Regions from separate parts of the Homo sapiens genome. Here region 1 is linked to region 2. A link is an interaction called in ENCODE POLR2A ChIA-PET data of the cell type or tissue named here. Cell type or tissue: OCI-LY7. All regions are shown on one strand.

What was found. ChIA-PET counts read pairs that join two places held together with the same protein. Peaks named below come from ENCODE experiments on the same cell type or tissue, not always from the same donor. Only the 100,000 strongest peaks of a DNase experiment are listed, where the experiment ranks them.
Region 1: POLR2A ChIA-PET joins it to region 2 with 5 read pairs; 1 of 35 experiments calls an interaction of 5 or more read pairs at or near these places.

What each region holds. Positions count from the first base shown.
Region 1 is chr10:88,107,004-88,109,503 of GRCh38, reverse strand. No RefSeq gene overlaps it. Among named protein-coding and RNA genes, the nearest start is that of PTEN, 240 kb to the right of the region's middle. In OCI-LY7, CTCF peaks have their summits at 778 and 985; DNase peaks (open chromatin) are centred at 1,133 and 1,623; H3K4me3 peaks cover 1,549 bases; H3K27ac peaks cover 2,500 bases.
Region 2 is chr10:88,993,883-88,996,382 of GRCh38, reverse strand. The region is part of intron 1 of FAS (Fas cell surface death receptor); the gene reads right to left. Among named protein-coding and RNA genes, the nearest start is that of FAS-AS1, 2.2 kb to the right of the region's middle. In OCI-LY7, no CTCF peak of the experiment used is centred here; no DNase peak of the experiment used is centred here; H3K4me3 peaks cover 2,160 bases; H3K27ac peaks cover 2,293 bases.

The DNA of each region.
Region 1 (2,500 bases), 890 kb after region 2:
TGGCTAATGATGTTGAGCATATTTTCATGTGCTTATTGGCCTGTTTTATATTTTGTTTGGATACATGTTTATTCAAATCCTTTGCCTATTTTTAACTGTATTTTTTTATTGTTGAATTGTAAAAGTTCTTTACATATTCTAGATTCTTATCAGACATATAATTTATAAATATTTTCTACCATTCTATGGGTTGTCTGTTTGCTTTCTTGATAGTGTCCCTGAAACACAAAAGTTGAATTTTTGATGACGTTCAGTTTATTCTTTGGTTGCTTGGGCTTCAGGTGCCATATCTAAGAAATCATTGGCCAAACTAAGGTCACAAAAATTATGTCTTTGAGGATGTTGCCTTCTAAGAGTTTTATAGTTTTAGCTATTACAGTTAGGTCTTTGACCAATTTTATGTTAACTTTTGTATTTAGTGAGAGTCAGAGGGTCCAGATGGATACTTTTGCATGTGGATATCCACTTATCTCACCACACTTGTGGAAAGATTATTCTTTCCCCATTGAATATCTTGGAAAGAAGAAACATTTTTAAGACAATCTTGACCAAACAGTCTGGCCCTGATTAAAAAAAATAATAATAAAACAGCCACCACAGTCTGAGGTATGACAGTCAAGACTGCAGAGATTGGCTGGAATATTTTGTTCCTACCTACGATGTGAAAATTCCATGAGAAGCATCTCAGCCCACCTCTCCTATATATATATTAGTAGGTTTTAACCTTGTTTAGAGTAACTTATCCAATGAGATTGTGGGCTTTTTAATATACATAGTAATATTCTGCTTAAAATGTTAAAAAGTTCACAGACACCCTCAAACAAAAATCCTATCCACAGATCTTTGGTTAAGAATCCCTGCTCTACTCTCCTTCCCACAGAGTTCTACCATTGCCAAGGCTGAAGCGACACCCCTCAGTGCAGCTGACTCACTTTGTGTTCTATTTATTTGTTTGTGTGTAGCCCTGATCTCTCCTTTAAGCTCCACAGTGCCACCTAACTCCTAGATATGTGTACCTTGTGCCCAGGCATCTCCAGCTCAACACATTCAGCTCATCATCTTCCCTCCCCCCACCCAGCTCATACCCCCACTTCCCTTTTTCTGGTCACAGTGCTGTTCTTCCCATCACGCAGGCTCAAATCTCAAAGTCATCTTCACTTCTTCTTCCTCTCACCACCCCTCCCCCAACAGCTAATTCAGTCTCCAGGTTTATATAGTTGTTCCTTTAGCCTAACCACCTGTCAGTACCCTGCCTAGTCCAAGCTCCTATTCTGAGGCCTGGGCTGATGCAACAGATGTCTCTGGCCTTGCTCATTTCTTGCCTTTGGGTTCTATACTTTCTAATTTATTTGAGTGCCAGACTTAACAGGTGAAAGGATAGTTCTGAGCATTTCCCTCTCTGGCTCAGAAAATCTTAATGGCTTGTCGTGGTCCTCTAAATGCAGTGCAAACCCAACTGGTCAGAAGTCCAAGAGCTTCCATTCTCTGACTGCAGCCAACCACCTGGCTTCATCTCCCGACTCTCCCCAGACTCCATGTCCCAGCCAGTAGTGGCACCAGTGACATTATTTGCACCATCATGCCACTTACCTTCACTCACTGCCCTGCCACCATTCTTGGCAAGCTAACCCTGCTGTGCCTTCAAGCCCAGCCCACTGTGATTGCCTCTATGAGGACTTTCCTGATTGCTGCAGGAGGACTCACTCATCTCTCATAGTAATTTACTTATTTTTATGTGACTTTTGCCATTATTGTGCATCTGACACCTCTCTTAGCACACAGCAAAATGCCTTGAGCAAAATGCTTCCTTAATGAATATTGGTCACATTCAGCAGTGATTCTCATAAGGGAATGTGAATCAGAATCACTTGGGGAACTTTTCAAAATACCCCACTTTGGGACCCAGACCTCAATATTTGAAAAGTTTCCACTGATGATTCTGATGTGCATCACTAATTTGACTACTTGTCAAATTAACAAATGATGGTAAAAAATATACTGAACATCTACTATGGGCCAGGCACTGCATATGCATTATCTCATTTAATCCTCACAGAAACTCTGGGGTGGGGTGGGGGAGGTGGTATTATTATTTGTCCATTCTTCAGATGACGAAACTTGCGCTTAAAGAAACTAAATGCTTTGCCTTAGGTGGGTCATGTATAAATAAATGAAGTAAGTGAAATGAAGGTCTCTAAAGGTCACTTACAATCTATTTGAGAAATTTAACAGTAATTTCCCAAGAAAATCTATGTTCAGATTTAATAATTTTGAGCTGGTTTCTCATTTTCTTAGCTTTGTGACCTTAGACAAATTACTTGCCCTATCTGAGCATGTTTCCTCTTCTGCGGAATGAGCATTATACCTACTATTATTGTAAGGTAGAAGGAAGGATTCAGTGAGTTACAATATGTAAAGTACTAAGTGCCTACACACAGTAAACGCTCAATAGGTTAAGCTATAACTATCATTATAACTATTTTTATTCCAAAATATGCAC
Region 2 (2,500 bases):
GATTCCACATATAAACGAGATCATGCAGTATTTGTCTTTCTGTGAGTATAGGCCCAATTTTTAAAATCAAGCCTGAAACCTTACAGACATTCACATGAAAAAAAACAACAACAACCAGTTAATTAGGACCAATGATCTCTGTGAGAATGGCTAAAAACCAAAGCTAAATCCTCAGCAAAAAAACAAGAGTCTTCACCCGCATACTCTGACTTCCTCTCGCTCTCTTTTTCAAGATATCTGCCCTCACAAATAAAAAGTATTCACATTTCTCATATCTTATATTTTTATAGCCTCACAAAACACAGAGGTGAATAGAAACACAATGCTGCCTGACTTCATTGAAGGACAGGCTATCATTAATGAATCCAATGTCAAATTGTCAAATTTACTCTAATTTTGCCAGTTTATCCCAGTCCATGCCTTAACACAACCTATAGTAAGCTTGCTCACTTTGCTGGGCTGAGTACATCTGCTGATTGAATTTGTAGTCAGATTTGCTAATTCACAAGGCTGGCCTTGCTCTAAAGGTATGATTTTTTGTTTCTTTGTTTTCTTTGTAGACGGAGTCTCACTCTGTCGCCCAGCCTGGAGTGCAGTGGCATGATCTTGGCTCACTGCAACTTCCACCTCCCAGGTTCCAGTGATTCTCCTGCCGCGACCTCCCGAGTAGCTGAGATAACAGGCACGCCACCACACCCAGCTAATTTGTGTATTTTCAGTAGAGTTGGGTTTTTGCCATGTTGGCCAGGCTGGTCTCAAACTCCTAATCTCAAGTGATCCATGATCCACCCACCTTGGCCTCCTGAAGTGCTGGGTGACAGGTGTGAGTCACCTGCCCAGCCTAAAGGTATAATCTTATACTAAATTCACTATCATTTCTACTTAGTGGGACTCAGGCTAGTTGTCCTATATAACTATGATTGCCATTTCTAAATGTCTAAAGATGGGGTGACTGGGCTGTACAACAGTTTATTTCAAATCAAGAAAGCAGTTGTGATCAAAGGGAAGAACCACCTCATTTCCTTCCGGGGAAGGTGAAGTTACCAATCTTACAAAAGTCAATTTCTCTCTGATTTGGGCTTTACTACTCACACTGTCACTTCAAAGACAGTAAAGGTAGGCAAGTGGACTGAAGATTTGTTCCTGCTTGAGACTGAATTGAAGATATTTAATTGGTGTTAGAAGTAGAACTATATAAAAAGCTAAAGACTTTTTTTAAAGCAAGGATTTTCCAGAAAATAAAGAGGATTTATTAAATGTTATTTTTCCACTTTTATGAATATATATATACATACATAGCAAAAAGAAAACTACACACTAAGGCTATTGTAGTGTTGTACCTTATAAGGAAGTACAAGGTACAACATATAAAATTATGTTGCTTTTTATCGTTTTGAATTATTTTATTATTTTTCATCACAAGTCCTAAAATTTTAATATGTAAGTTCTATGAGTAATTTTTTAGTAACAAGAAAAAGTCATATATATATATGTATCCCAGTACATTTAAGAAATGCTTTTTTTCAATAGTAAATTATAAAAATAAGTAATAAATTAAAAAATAAATAATAAAAATTATAGTAATCCCAGCTCATTTAATAAATGCTCTCTCTATAATGTATCCAATAAAAAATATGAGATAAAAATTATGTAGAAATAGAAAAAGGTTTGTGTAACATGCAAAGGAACAAAAAACAGACTATATATAGCTCAAATTAAACATGCAATTATGTATATGTGTAGACAAGGCTAAGAATTTATAAGTAAAATCAAAATTCTTTACATTAGTGTGGTGAGATAAAGTATAAATGTAGTTTTTAAATATTTGCTTTTTGTTTCACATCATGTGGTCATTTTTTCTATATTTACCTATTTAAAAATAAGAAAGGGATGGGTTCACTGTCCTAAATTTGGTTTCAAGTTGCTTTTTATCAATTTCAAGTTTTAAATTGTGTTATTTTATTTTTCATCATAAGTAAATAGTCTTTAGTACCTATTACAAAACATGTGCTCATCAAGGGACTTTTGGGGCCCAAGATAATTTGCCAAAAGCAATTAACTTCCTAGGGGCTTTCAAGTGGGGGGATTTCCTTACTTAGGTTTCAGACCATCTCTTAAGAAACAGTTATTCTCTCAAACTGGCAGTTTACTCTGGTAATCTGGCACCCCTAAAGCAATGTAGTAGCCTTCAAAGAGATTCCTTTGAAACACTGACACTTCTCCTATGTGTCAGTATAAGAGTATTCAGAAGGAAATTACTTGTCCAGTGTCTCAAAGAGCTTACTCAGAGACAACGTCCAAATTCCAGAACTTCTTTGCCTCTAATTTGCTGCTAAGGGTGGTAACTGTATTTCAGGCATGAACATTAGAGGATTTTTCATCAGTCTAACTATAGCTGGTAGTGGGGGTGCTGCCATTTATCAATTTAATTTTTGCTTGCAAACCTGGCCATCATTTACAAATTTGTGTTTTTCCATCCTGGTTGCTAATGTCTTAATTC